Regions from separate parts of the Homo sapiens genome. Here regions 2, 3, 4 and 5 are each linked to region 1. Evidence: chromatin contacts called from ENCODE Hi-C data. All regions are on one chromosome and are shown on one strand. Each heading gives the region's core, a stretch centred on a gene start or an enhancer-like site at or near the end of the contact. The rest is flanking DNA. Distances are from core to core; before and after follow the strand shown.

The links. Hi-C counts contacts between places; a loop is a spot of excess contacts on that map. Pooled maps may share reads with other maps.
Region 2: a map of naive thymus-derived CD4-positive, alpha-beta T cell shows a loop between it and region 1 (26-fold over the local background). The contact joins the promoter of PTS here to the promoter of KBTBD3 in region 1. A Hi-C loop is called at or near these places in 2 of 168 maps with a recorded cell type or tissue (CD8-positive, alpha-beta T cell and naive thymus-derived CD4-positive, alpha-beta T cell) and 7 of 50 pooled maps.
Region 3: a loop to region 1 is called in a map of CD8-positive, alpha-beta T cell, with 21 times the contacts of the local background. The contact joins the promoter of ALG9 here to the promoter of KBTBD3 in region 1. A Hi-C loop is called at or near these places in 3 of 168 maps with a recorded cell type or tissue (CD4-positive, alpha-beta memory T cell, CD8-positive, alpha-beta T cell and naive thymus-derived CD4-positive, alpha-beta T cell) and 9 of 50 pooled maps.
Region 4: a loop to region 1 is called in a pooled map, with 11 times the contacts of the local background. The contact joins the promoter of PPP2R1B here to the promoter of KBTBD3 in region 1. A Hi-C loop is called at or near these places in 6 of 50 pooled maps.
Region 5: a map with no recorded cell type shows a loop between it and region 1 (11-fold over the local background). The contact joins the promoter of ARHGAP42 here to the promoter of KBTBD3 in region 1. A Hi-C loop is called at or near these places in 2 of 37 single-sample maps with no recorded cell type and 4 of 50 pooled maps.

What each region holds. Positions count from the first base shown.
Region 1 is chr11:106,075,977-106,078,726 of GRCh38, forward strand. KBTBD3 (kelch repeat and BTB domain containing 3) reads right to left here and starts at 1,371. Exons shown (of 4, transcript NM_198439.3): 1 at 1,336-1,371; 2 at 531-731. It overlaps AASDHPPT (aminoadipate-semialdehyde dehydrogenase-phosphopantetheinyl transferase), which reads left to right and starts at 1,686. Exons shown (of 6, transcript NM_015423.3): 1 at 1,686-1,917. The coding sequence starts at 1,735. RefSeq lists enhancers at 1,164-1,283, 1,294-1,403, 1,714-1,953.
Region 2 is chr11:112,225,096-112,227,845 of GRCh38, forward strand. It overlaps PTS (6-pyruvoyltetrahydropterin synthase), which reads left to right and starts at 1,333. Exons shown (of 6, transcript NM_000317.3): 1 at 1,333-1,431. The coding sequence starts at 1,349. RefSeq lists silencers at 1,204-1,613, 1,971-2,265.
Region 3 is chr11:111,870,143-111,872,892 of GRCh38, forward strand. ALG9 (ALG9 alpha-1,2-mannosyltransferase) reads right to left here and starts at 1,439. Exons shown (of 15, transcript NM_024740.2): 1 at 1,210-1,439; 2 at 90-228. The coding sequence starts at 1,340. RefSeq lists a silencer at 1,075-1,384.
Region 4 is chr11:111,765,042-111,767,791 of GRCh38, forward strand. It overlaps PPP2R1B (protein phosphatase 2 scaffold subunit Abeta), which reads right to left and starts at 1,348. Exons shown (of 15, transcript NM_002716.5): 1 at 1,207-1,348; 2 at 253-343. The coding sequence starts at 1,320. RefSeq lists enhancers at 374-1,277, 1,164-1,343, 1,364-1,413.
Region 5 is chr11:100,685,973-100,688,722 of GRCh38, forward strand. ARHGAP42 (Rho GTPase activating protein 42) reads left to right here and starts at 1,316. Exons shown (of 24, transcript NM_152432.4): 1 at 1,316-1,860. The coding sequence starts at 1,707. It overlaps ARHGAP42-AS1 (ARHGAP42 antisense RNA 1), which reads right to left and starts at 1,983. Exons shown (of 2, transcript NR_133571.1): 1 at 1,661-1,983. RefSeq lists silencers at 686-980, 1,031-1,220, 1,521-1,690 and enhancers at 917-1,627, 1,341-1,390, 1,711-2,080.

The DNA of each region.
Region 1 (2,750 bases), core at 121-2,620:
CTCCATCAGTAATAACTAGTGCACAGAACATGTGCAATAACGTACACAGAAGTGTTTTGGAAACAGAAACGTAATGTATCAAAGTTATAAAAATCAGTTTAAAACGACAAGAAGGAAAGGTTATATGATTCTTAGTTAAAAATGGAGAAGTGAGTTATGATCATTGCTGATATGGGTATTAGTATCACTTACGTATCTTTACACTGTCTCTTATTGTACTTTTTATGCGTATGATTTATTTGCCTTACCAGATTGTAAGCTCCCTGCAGCTGGTAAGCAGATTTTCAACATGGCAGCTGACACAGGCTTTTGGTTAGCTAAGATGATATATTAAGCCAATAATTCGTTTTACTGTCCTTTGGGGATCTGAATTTGTGTGTGTGTGTGCTCAGAATCCCATCTACTTTCGAGGGATTCGGGGGGCTTATGATATCACGAAAAGTTAATGAAGACAAGTATAGATAAAAACATAATAGAACCCATCTTAAATAGGACAGAAATCATAGGCAGGTAATTGTGTTAATTACTACCGCTGGCCTTTGGCTGATATTTCCGGGCAGTCAGAGGAAGAAGGAAATCGGCTGAATCCCGCAGTACCGCACTTTAATCGACCTCCAGGTAGTCATTTACAGTCATCTGCAGAGACCAACTTTTCCCTGGACCAAAACCTGCAGGGCACTTGGATCGCGTGGGCTTTCATACGAGAGTCAACAACAGCCTACACGGAACAACTAAGGAAACAGACATACATCAATATGACCCTTCGCAAAGTCTGAGAAAATAACTGAGCAAAGTTATTTACTTGTTTCTGTTGCTGTTAGAGCAAGGACCTCTGTCATGATGGAAACACTGATACCTCAACAATGGAATCCTGTTTTCTCGCTAGTGCTCTAGCCCAGGCTTGGCAATAGCAAAACAGCACCTGGGTCGCTTCATCGCCCCAAATAAACAGCCAGCATTAGCTCAGCTGCTCGCTGGCAGCCTCGGATCCAGGCGGGGTCAGTGTTGCGCACTGGGGATAGTGCCTCTGCTCGGCCTTCGGAGGGAGGGTTTCAGGTAGGCTGCTGCTAAGGGTCGGGAGCGTACTGTGTGAGGGTGGGTCTTAGGCTGATGCGGATGGGGGCAGGGAAAGAAGGAACTCAGGGCTGATGCGTTGCACAACTGCAGGGGGCACCACTGCAGACCCCCTCCTAGAGATGGAAACCTCTCGTGCCCCGTACACGAAGCAGCTGAAGCCAAGGACATTCTCTTCTCTGTGGGTCACAGGGGCCAACTCAGACCCTGAGAATAAGGGCTACCATCCCACTCCTCCCTCAGACCCCGGAGCTCACCCACCTGCAACTGCAGTCTCCGAAGTCTCCACCCCAGTCTCCCTGCCTCCAGAGGACTGGTTGCGATTGGCCTGCACCGCTGTCCCGTTAACTCTTCCGCAAGTGTGAGTGGCGTAACTGTCGGGCTCTTGGCCTTGGTCCCGCCCTTCGCTCGCCTCCGAAGCCTCGCCTACTTGACGTCATACAATGCCGCAAAGCGCAGGGCTGATCTCCGTCTCCGCCCCCAGCTGCTTTCTCCGAGAGGAGGTGGCTGAGTCGGGGGCGGGCTGGGAGGGCTGTCGGTGGGCCAGTCTGCGTAGCGACGGCCCGTCCCCTGCGCACGGACGCCGGGAAGAAGGGGGTGGGGCCACGTTTGCGTCCGCGCCATCAGGCCCGAGATAGCGGCGAGGTCCGCTTTCAGTGTATGGTTTTCCCTGCCAAACGGTTCTGCTTGGTGCCATCCATGGAGGGCGTGCGCTGGGCCTTTTCCTGCGGCACTTGGCTGCCGAGCCGAGCCGAATGGCTGCTGGCAGTGCGATCGATTCAGCCCGAGGAGAAGGAGCGCATTGGCCAGTTCGTCTTTGCCCGGGACGCTAAGGCAGCCATGGTACTACAGGTCTTTTTTGGTATTTAGAGCCTAGGAAGCAGATCTTGGGGGAGGCGGGCCGGGCTGTGGAGACCCGACACTCCCGCGCTGGCCGCGACCCTCTCGCTGTGGAGCCTGTGGCCGGCCCGGGCGACAGCAGCCGGCGCTGCGGAGTTGTGGGCGACGCACGGCCTGGTTTCCACGGCCTTTGTAACCGCCTTGGAGGCCGCGATGGCTGTAAACATTATCTCTTTCCCCTTGTTATTTCAAATGGAGACCCTCCTAAACCATGAAATAAGTGTAGGGAAGGCCGACAAAATTGGGTTTTTCTGTAATGAATGTTTTTATGTCTTTATCTTTAAATGTTATTTTTTTTTGTTTGTGTGCGTTCATAGCCTATGCTTATTCTGCCTGTTAAATATCCCATCATTCTCCAAGGACTCCCTGCACGTGGTAGGCCCTAGAAATTATTGACAGTATGATTTAGTTTGTAGCCCTGCGCTCCCCGGGATTGAAGCCAATGAAATTGAAGCCAGAGAGGATACCTTCCTCACTAGATGCCATGGGAAACAGTATTTTACGTAGATTTATTTATTTTAGCTATGTATTTTGAAGCAACAAATGGAAAACTGGATTTCAAAACAAGTAATCTGTACAATATGGTGCAATTTGAAACAACCGTGAATTACCATCATTTAAAAGACAGTCCTTTCTTAAAAATGTCCCATATTGAAACACTTTCTGTTTGAAATGTAGACTAGTTGATAATTTTTAAGGCACATTGGTGAAAATTTTTTACTCATTTGTAAGGAATTGTAAAATAAGCTACATTTAAAAGCCTGCAGTTTTTAAAA
Region 2 (2,750 bases), core at 83-2,582, 6.1 Mb after region 1:
CTGCAGCCAACAGACACATGAAAAAATGCTCATCATCACTGGCCATCAGAGAAATGCCAATCAAAACCACAATGAGATACCATTTCACACCAGTTAGAATGGCGATCATTAAAAAGTTGGGAAACAACAGATGTTGGAGAGGATGTGGAGAAATAGGAATGCTTTTACACTGTTGGTGGGAGTGTAAATGAGTTCAACCATTGTGGAAGACAGTGTGACGATTCCTCAAGGATCTAGAACTAGAAATATCATTTGACCCAGCCATCCCATTACTGGGTATATACCCAAAGGATTATAAATCATGCTACTTTAAAGACACATGCACCTGTATGTTTATTGTGGCACTATTCACAATTGCAAAGACTTGGAACCAACCCAAATGTCCATTAATGATAGACTGGATTAAGAAAATGTGGCACATGTACACCATGGAATATTATGCAGCCATAAAAACGATGAATTCATGTCCTTTGCAGGGACATGGATGAAGCTGGAAACCATCATTCTCAGCAAACTATCACAAGGACAGAAAACCAAACACTGCATGTTCTCACCCATAGGTGGGAATCAAACAATGAGAACACATGGACACAGGGTGGGGAACATCACACACCGGTGCCTGTCAGGGAGTAGGGGGCTGGGGGAGGGATAGCATTAGGAGAAATACCTAATGTAAATGACGAGTTGATGGGTGCAGCAAACCAACATAACACATGAATACCTATGTAACAAACCTGCACGTTGTGCACATGTACCCTAGAACTTAAAGTATAATAATAATTAAAAAGAAAAAAGAAAAAGAGAAACGAGGGTCTTGCTCTATTGCCCAGGTTGGACTCCTGGGCTGAAGTGATCCCTCTCCTTCTCAATAGCTGGGGCTACAGGAGTGCGTCACCACGCCCGCCTGGCTCAATTCCTGCTCCTTTTGGTCTATAAAGCGGACTGTGGCCCTGGGGTTCATCCGATTGAGTCACCAGTCACTGGAGCTTTACAGGAGAGAGTGGGAGAGGAGGCTCAGAGAGGTCACTCAGGACCCAAAGTGTGCCCAGACGGGCCCTAACTACGTGGCGTGACCTCAGGCGGGGCAAACAGATCAAGGACACAGGGTCCCCACCCACCCTGACCACTCCAGGGTATGCTTAGGTATCCCAAATCTTGCTCTCCGAAGAGATTCAGATAGCGAGAGACACCCTTAACTGTCTCCCGAGGCCGGGATTGGCCAGAGCGGAAGCGGAGACGCACTTCCTAGGGGCGCGTCTGGCACGCACTGCGCAGCCGCGGTGGGAGGAGGCACCGGCCGCGCGGCGGGAGGAGGTGCCGGCCGAGCACCGCAGACAGCGCCGGGAAGATGAGCACGGAAGGTGGTGGCCGTCGCTGCCAGGCACAAGTGTCCCGCCGCATCTCCTTCAGCGCGAGCCACCGATTGTACAGGTAGGGTGTGCACACAGGTACAGCGGCGGGCGGTGGGCGCCGGGCCCCGGAACGTCACCGGGGCGGGGCCGGCGGGCGTGCTGACGTCGGGCCCGGGAGGGGCGCGGGGGCTGCTGGGGCGACGCGCGCTGGTCGGCTTCGTGGGGCTTCGGACGGCCTCCAGCATCCTGATGGGGGCTGGAGTGTCCCCAGCCCTGGAGGGGTGGGGGAGCTTGATGGTTAACGGAGCCGACTGCGGAGGGCGATGGCCCACGTCTGGGTGCGGGGCCCACACCCGGTTCTGCGACTCGAAGAAACGTCTCTGCCCCTAGGAGTCCCTTGGTGTAGACCACAGGGTTGCTGTGAAACTCAGCAGTGTTAAACTCGCCTATGTTACACAGTACCTGGCGCGGCGTAGACACTCAGTAAATGTTAGCTAATCTTGTATGCCAGGAGCATTGGCCACCATATCTAATGTAATTACAAGGCAAATTTTAGCCCCTTTTTTACCAAAGACTGGATGAACCCAGTCCCTGGTGGTCTAGTGGCTAGGAGAAAAAAAAAAAAAAATGAGCCCAGACGTTCAGTTTCCGAAGCAGCATAGTTGGGATTTGAATCCCGATCATACATACTGCTTGCATGCACTGACGAGTTGATTTTGAGGAATTTTACCACGCACTAACCAGCTCCACCCTCTGGCCCTCCGTATCGTCGTCTGTGAAATGAGGATGACCATCGCTATCTAACAGGATTCATCCCTCCATTCGCTAAACCAGGTTTTGTTTCGTGCTTGTCAGGGCTTGTGCTAGGTAACGGATGCATCAGGGATCTTGTATGGGGTTTCCAATCTGGCCTATTTTGTGGAGGGTACACTGAGAAAATTTTGTGCAAAAGACTTTAGCACTCTAAATACAAGAAGTGGCTGAGCAGGAGAAAGTGGGGGTGTGTTATTCCATTTTGCATTGCCACAAAGGAATACTGAGACTGGTATTTTATAAAGAAAAGAGGTTTATTTGGTTCTGCAGGCTGTACAAGAAGCATGGCACCAGCATCTGCTTCTGTTGAGGCCTCAGGGACCTTCCACTCATGGTGGAAGGCGAAGGGCGAGCAAGCAGGCAACTCACAGGGCAAGTGAGGGAGCAAGAGAGAGGAGAGGAGGTGCCAGGCTTTTTTTAACAACCAGCTCGCCCATTGACTAATAGAGCGAGAACTCACTCATTGCTTCAGGGAGGGCACCAAGCCATTCATAAGGGATCCACTTCCATGAGCCAAACATCTCCCACTAGGCCCCATCTCCAACACTGGGGATCACATTTCAACATGACAATTGGAGGGGACAA
Region 3 (2,750 bases), core at 189-2,688, 5.8 Mb after region 1:
ACACTTGTATATTATTTGTCTCTCGATTGGTAATAACACCTATGCTGCAAAATCAAGAACAAAAAGAGAAAACTAAAGAAATCACCTACTGGCTCCCAGTAGTTGAATGTTTCATCACAGTCAGAGATGTTGCTCAGGAGAGCAGCACATAACCTTGCTGAAAGCAGACACTTGAAAGCAGTAGATCCTTCAGGTGCCCAGACTTGTCCTGCTTTGTTCCCAGATAACCTGTTCAAAAGCAAAAAAAAAAAAAAAAAAAAAAGCATGTCAGGAAGGACCTGCTAATCAGAAGACCTAAATCTAGATAGAAAGGACAAAAAGGGCAAGGGACATCAAAGCACTTAAGTTATTCACCTAAAAAGGTGAATAGCTAGTTGTTTTTTCTCAGTAAAATTAATAAAAATTCAGATTTTTAAGAAAAAATTTTTATGAGATAGGGTCTTGCTATGTTGCCCAGGCTGGACTTAAACTCCTAGGCTCAAGTAATCCTCCTGCCTCAGCCTTCTGAAGAATTGACTTTAATCACTCAATCACTCCTTCCACTTCCTGCTTTTAAGGCATAAATTAACTCATACACTTTAGCTCAATGCATTTATGTCACTCCATTTATCCCAAGCCAACTAATCACTCACTTGAAGGCCACAAAGCTGTCATTCTCCTTTTCTTTCTTTTCTTAACAAGGTCATTGCTTTTGATGGCTTTATTCATTCCCCCTTATGTTCAGATAGAAGCCTAGGTGCAAGGTACATAGCCTACTCCAATTCCATATGTTGACAGCTCCCTTAATGCAGTTCTAACCTGCAGCCTCCAGGGTTTGGGAAGAGGTGATGGCGGGTTGGATGGGCCCAGTAAAGGGTCGGGACTTGAGGGAGAATAAAAGGAGCTGTGAGGAACAGCCGTAAAAGGTATACTCTTTGATCCTGTCTACATCTCCCACAGAGGCTGTGCCCACTCTAGGCCTGGCCCAGGAGCATCACAGATCCGCACTCCAAGGCAGTTTTACAGCGCAGTGGAGGGATCTAAGGTGGGCGAAGACTGAATGCTGACCCGCCCAGGAAGACCAATAGGACCTAGCTGAAGAGGGAGCTCGGGCCTCCCGCGGTGAGGCCAGGCCGGACTGAGCCCCGCGCGCCACAGCTAAGACCCTCCCGGGGGCAGCCCCGAACCGCCCCGCCGGCCGGCCACGCCCCTGCCGCGCCGCACACGTACTCGGTCCGGTGCTCCGCGCCGCCCGCCTCTCGGCTGCCCAGCAGCTCCCGCAGCTTGTCCGCAGCCGGGGCCGTATCCCCACTGCTGGCCCCGCTGCCCTTCAGGCGCTGCCGAGCCCCTCGACTAGCCATGGCAAGCCTGGGGAAAAAAGAATTCGGCACCCTATGAAGTCGGTGAGCGCGCAGACATAGCTTTGGCTGGCAAACGGTGTCCGCCGAGGGACAAAAGACCTTGACATGCGCAGAAAATACTAAATTATAGCGTTACTGGGCCAATTGGGGCAGATCCCCGAGTAGCGAAGAAATAGAACCTGAGGAGTTTCTTCATCAGGGCTGTCCCATCCACCTGCTTCTAACTCTAGCCATTCCTACCTCCCTCCAACCCTCTTTTCCGTCACTTTTCAGCATTCTCCATTCTCAAAAAAAAAAAAAACCACCTCTCAGCTCCCCTATTTAAATGAAAAAACAAATAGAAAGTGATTAAAGAAATCTACATAGTGAGATGTGAAGTATTCAGTTAAATATCACAGCACAGCTATCTACTAAAAGGTCCTTAAAATGTCATTTTTAACACCTTGCCTTCTCTGTATTTTGGTAAGAGTGACAGAGGCAGCCTGTAGCTAAAAACTGCTTCAGAGAGACAAACCGGTAATGGCAGAGTGTAGACTGATGAAATTCTGTGCGGCAAATTGAACCAGATGTCCATCACTGTCATCGCTACTACGGCATTGTGGTAGGCATTTTACATATTTTATCCTTTTTAAACTTAATACAACAACCTTGTTTTATTTACCAGGAAACTAAATAAACTTGGAGCTAGTAAATGGTGGAGCTATGTTCCAGCCCAGGACTATCTTACCGGAAAGCCCATGCTCTCTCTTCCCACCAGATCTGGTGAAAGGTCTTCATTTCCTACAATCATTTTTATACTGGCACATTGATGATATCATACCTGTGACCCCCATATCTTGGGGGTCATTCATCTAATCCTGACACTCTATCCACTCCTCTAATCACAGAGCTATATCCTACCCTGTCGAGCTCCATGCCAGTAACTGGGACAAGTTTATAGAGGGAATGCTAATCTCTTGACAAGGTCTCAGAAGGTTGTGATTTCCTACTAAAAATTCCCAAGTATTGAAAATGGAGATTGATCATATTGCTCAATTCTCACATGCAGTCATTAGTTACCAAGTTCAAATATCCAGCTTAACTCTTTTTTTCTTTTCTTTTTCTTCTTTTTTTTTTTTTTTTTTTGAGACAAGAGTCTTCCTTGCTCACCCAGGCTAGAGTGCAGTGGCACAATCTCAGCTTACTGCAACCTCTGCCCCCTAGGTTCAAGAGATTGTCTTGCCTCAGCCTCCCTAGTAGCAGGGACTATTGCCACCACACTGGCTAATTTTTGTATTTTTAGTAGAGATTAGGTTTCGTCATGTTGGCCAGGCTGGTCTGGAACTCCTGGCCTCAAGTGATCCACTTACCTCAGCCTCCCAGAATGCTGGGATTATAGGCGTGAGCCACTACACCCAGCCTAACTGTATC
Region 4 (2,750 bases), core at 98-2,597, 5.7 Mb after region 1:
TCAACCGTCTTCCTGTATCTGCTTTGCACAACGAATTAGAAATTCATACTCCCGTATCAATTACTTTCAATAGCTAAATGGTTGATGTTTGAATATATCTAGCCACAACTAACAATATACTCTGTTCTGTTTCTTTTGCACAAAAAACACCTGGCTCATTTTAATGTGGGTAATAAACTCTAAAAAAGTCAGTGTTGAAAGCTACTGGAAAATGGAATGTCCCTACCTTTCTTTAAACAAAGATTCACATACCTGTAAGAAATGGCAACAATTCACTTCGGGTCCTTTCTACTCCAAGTGCTAGGGCAATTGTTGATAACTTCTTAATACTGTTGAGTCGGAGCTTCAGAAAAGAAAGTAGAAAGAAGAACAATGTAAAGAAACGGCTGAATTTAGATCAAAAGACAAAAGGTGCTAACAGGTGAAATTATGACACAGGGGTAAGAATGAAGATAACCTTTCATTTAGATTTTACTGTTAAGGAAGCTCATAAGGACTTCCAAAAAGAAGTGTAACTCGGCCTCACTAGCCGGCGGAGGATTTCCCAGGAGAAACACTCAGAAGGGACCGGAAGAGAAATGAAGGAAAGACAATACAACACCTAGGAAGTAAGATAATTTTAAAAAGAGAGCACTTTGGCAGTGGTGAAGCAGGTGAAACGGTTGAATACAACACCTGTGGTTTCAAAGAAAAGTTCCCACAGAGCGGATACACTACTCGTCCAGATTAATCGGCCATCCCACCCCCGCTTTCTACCCAACAAGCCGAGCCAGTTCCAAGCCGAGATGAAGGGATCCAGGGGCACTTCAAAGGGCTTCTGGGCATCCTGCGCCCCTCAGCCGCTCCAGCCCCGTCTCGGCCTGGCACCGCGCTTCTCCTGCTCCCTCGCCCAAGAGACGCGGCCACCTCACGGCCCGGATGGGGCGCCCAGGCGGGAAGCGGGTTCCCCGACAACCGCCCGGGAAGGGCAAGGCTCCGGGCGGACGCCTCAGGGGGTCCGAAGCAAGGTTACTAGAGAGGTACCCGGGAGGGTCGGGGCGTGTCACCACAGCCCCTCGCGGAGCATTCCCCGCCTCCCCTTCAAGTTTCTGCTACGAGTCCGACTCATTCAGTACCTCGGCCACCCCCACCGCGACGCAGGCCTTCCCCCTTCTCTACCACGCGACCAGCCGGTCTCGCCTCGGGTCCCCGGCCTCAGTCCAGTACCTGCACGTCTTCATTGCGGAGCTCGTCGATTAAAACCGCGATCGGGTATAGCGAATCATCTCCATCTCCACCCGCTGCTCCTGGGCCGGTCCCGAGCTCTGATGCGCCCGCCATGTTCTTTCTCCTCCTGCTGCTGGTCACCGCCTCCCGCCCCGCGCCCAGGCCCCGCCCCGCGCCCAGGCAGTAGGGACGAAGGCCGCCACGCTGGTTTAGCCGAAGTTGGGGAGCCGCGTTTCTGTCCCGATGATTAAGGCTCCCTTCTGACCCCCACTGCAGGAGTTGTAGGTCTGAACTCAAGAAGACGGGTGGGCTAAGAAAGCGAATGGAACCCCTGCGTCCTTTCCCCAGCCGAAAGAAACAGGGACAGGGATTCATCCAGCTCGTTGTAGTCTGAAGGAGCCAGGAACCTACCTGAATGATCTGCGCTGTGCCCTCTTAAGACTCAGGCGGACCAAAGAGAGTGCCCGAGGCCAGGAGGAAAAAGGCTTTAGCACCTCCCCTGACTTCTTCCTGGCCCTGAGCCACTGGATCTCCAGCCCTAATTTCTCCGCTCAGACTCAAACTTCCACAGAACCCCTCCACCTCTTCCCGCGGCTCTTTCTCCAGAATGGTATCTGGCTCCTGCTCCGTAAGACAAATAACGCGGGCGGTGAGAGAAAATGAACAGTGCTGTCCAAACTCCCCAGTCAATATTTTTTCCACGCAAGCTGTTAAAAACATGCTGCTCTCTTGTTTTTGTGTTTCTTTTCAGTTTGGTACTGGAATGGTGCCTTCTGTTGTATTTTCTTCCTCCCATTTTTTAGCTCTTTAGCATGCTAGAAGTACAACAATGAAGCAAAACTAGGACAAGCTTTAATCCTTCCAAATTGGGTGGGGTGGCTACTTTCTTGAGCAAGAAAACCCAAACTGGCCTCCCTAGACCTCCAAGAGTCCTCAGAGGCAGCAAGGGGAAGAGGTGGAGGTCTGGGAGCTCGTTCTTACAAACCTGAATGGAAAGTTTTCACTTACCCCTGTCAGGGTAGCACAGAATAATTAGAATGTTTTGTTTGTTTTAGACTGGAATTTAAGCAGCTTGGAGTGATAACTACATATGGTGATCACAAGCTCCGAAATGGTAATTCTATGTGCCTGATTAATAAAACTATAAATGCAGTGTAGGAGACAAACTTTTTTAAAACATGGGATTCTGAGGCCGAGGCGGGCGGATCACTTGAGGCCAGGAGTTCGAGACCAGCCTGGCCAACTTGGTGAAACCCTGTCTCCACTAAAAAATACAAAAATTAGCTGGGCTGGTGACGGGAGCCTGTAGTCCCAGCTACTCGGGAGGCTGACATGAGAATCGCTTGAGCCCGGGAGGCAGAGGTTGCAGTGAGCCAGGATCGCACCACTGTACTCCAATCTGGGCGGCAGAGTGAGACCCCGTCTCTAAAATAAATAAATAAATAAATAGCGTTCTTGGAAGTAAGCACAATAGAGCCTTTGAATGAATGAATGAAATAATGAATAAATAAATAAATAAATAAATAAATAAATAAATAAATAAA
Region 5 (2,750 bases), core at 66-2,565, 5.4 Mb before region 1:
GCGTGCGCCACCAGGCCCAGCTAATTTTTGTATTTTTTAGTAGAAACTGGGTTTCACCGTGTTGGCCAGTATGGTCTCCAACTCCTGACCTCAAGTGATTCTCCTGCATCAGCCTCCCAGAATGCTGGTATTACAGGCGTTAAGTCACTGCGCCTGGCCCATACTGTTTACATTATCTTATCTGTTTTAGGTTTACATGTTATTTTTAATGTTCCTGTACATTTAAAAAATTGAAACCAAGAATCTTGACTGGCTCTGAAACTTAATTGGGAAAAATGTAAAGCACTTTAGTGGAATTTTTCCCATGATCTGTAGAATAGTTTTTAAACAGATGGTTCATATGGACAAAGCAATGAAAATGCAGAAATTAAAAGCAGATCCTTAAGAACAATATCCGAGTTCTCAGAAATCCTATAGATGATGTCAGGACGAGATGTAAAGCAGTCGTTTCTTTTGCTGTCAAGGTTTTAAGAGAACAGAAATTTATTAGGTGAACCTCCACCGGAGGAAGGATAAAGCCTGTGGGTAGGAGTTAACTATTTATTTCAAACTCCAGTCCACTTCAACAATTTGAAAATTTTCCCGCTCCTAGGACAATTCCATCCAGGTGCCAATAGGAGATACTACTATTGTGATGCAAATAGGTATTCTACTAGAAGTAGGAGCACGTAAGCAGAGTGAGGATGACTTGAAAAATCGTCCCACCTTCCCAGCTATGGAGTGGGGGCAGGGGGAAGAAACACCTCCAGGCTGGATCATTGAAGCTGAGGGGTGGGAGAGCGACGGGACAATTTTTCAACGTGGAATTCAAATGCATTCGGTGGGGAAGTGTGAAGTAAAATCTAAACGAACGCTAGACAGTAGTATCTTCCATCTACGCTTCAAAATACTCAGACTTTAGGGAAACTTAACGTTGGTTTTTCTCCCAGAGAATTGTAGGGAGTGGGTGGAGGGGACACTGTTAGGGGAGGTATATTGGGAGTCAGATCCTTTTGTGGAGCGAGGGACCCCGAAGTGTCACCAAGGGCTAGCCGAAACCAGGGGCCCAAGAGGGGACAGGGCTAACACCCCAGCCAAGGCCGGAGCGCAAGCGCGGGGCTGCAGCGCGGGGAGCCCTGGAGCCCAGTGCGGGCGGACGGGTGGGGCAGGAGGGCAAAGGGGCGAAGGGGCGGGGTGGCGCTGGGTGGGAGCGCGGCGGCGGGGAGGAGGGTCTGGGAGCCCGGGTGCGATTTGCAAGCGCTCTGAGCCTGCGTCCGCCGAGGGGGAGGGTTTCCCCAGCCCGGCCGGAGTTGCGGCTGTGCGCTGCTTCTGGCTCACAACGCCGACGACTGTCAAGAGAGTTGGGGAGTGGAACTGCCGGAAGTGTCTGCGCGCCGTGAGAGAAACTTTCCTGCTCCGGCCGCGGCCCGGAGCCTCGCCGCCCCCGCGTTCCGAACGACGATGCGTCCAGATGACAACAACCTGAGGGGACTCGCGCCTCGGCCCGCCGCCCGCGCCTGCGCTCGCCTAGCCTCGGGGGAGGAAGACTGAGCCCGGCGCAGGCGGCGCGGCGCTCGGGGCCCGTTTCCTCCGCGCAATCAGTCCCCTCGCGTCCCGGCGCCTTCCCCGCGATCGCGCGACCCCAGCGCCCGCCGCGGCCGCCGGCTGCCCCCGCCCTGACCTCCGGCCCGGACGTGTCCGCGGCCGCCGCTGGCAGCGCCTGTGCCATGGGGCTGCCCACTCTGGAGTTCAGCGATTCCTACTTGGACAGCCCAGATTTCAGGGAGCGCTTGCAGTGTCACGAGATTGAGCTGGAGCGAACCAACAAGTTCATCAAGGAGCTCATTAAGGACGGCTCTCTGCTCATTGGGGCGTTGAGGAGTAAGTAGGGCTGGCGGGGGAGTGGACACCCGCATCTGGAGAGTCCCCGCGGGGTGCGGGTCCGAAGGGTGGGTTGGAGGAGTCGGAGCTTCTTTTGTTTGAATGGATTTGGGGACAAAAGCTGAAGAGCTCCCCTGCTGGTGGCCAACAAAGTTTGTTCTTGAGGTGTTCTTTACTTACTCACATGTCTACAGGGATGGGGAAAGTTCTCTACAGGGCACTGGAATATATCCTGAGGAAAGTCGTTCAAAGTCATCTCGTTGTGTAATGCTCCTAGGAAGATGTTGGGGACTTTAATTTTTTTTTTTTAATTTATTGTGTCTATTAATAGTTTGAACTAAAAAAGCCCTTAAGGGGGGAATCAAGAGTTTGTCTTAAAGATAAAATTAGGCTAGTTTAGTGATATTGAAAGAAAATTATTAATGTCTCTCATACGTCAGTGGCTCTTCATTGGACACAGTCATTGAGTTGGCTTTTTAAAAAGCATACATTTGCAGTTTTGCCATTTTGTAAGATAATGGAAGACAGCAAGGCACCAGTGCATTTTAACTCTGCAAGTTTTCTGTGCGTCTTAGTTTTGGTTTGCATTGTGTGGGTGTTGGGTGTGTCATTGGGATGAAAGTTAAGGGGTTAAAGGCCAATCAGAACTTTTGATGATCTGTAGAATATAAAGACTGTTATAGTCTATAATATAGGGCTTCTTCCACCTCCTTTCCCATACACCTCTTGATCAAATTTTCCTTCCTCCTTTTATCCTCTGGATCTTAGCTTTCAATTCCTAAGACCTAAGAGTATCTGAAACTGAAGAGTTTCTCTTACAGAGAATTGAGCACAATTACATGATATGGCTTGTTACCTTTCCCAGGAGGTATTTGCATCTTTTAAAAAAT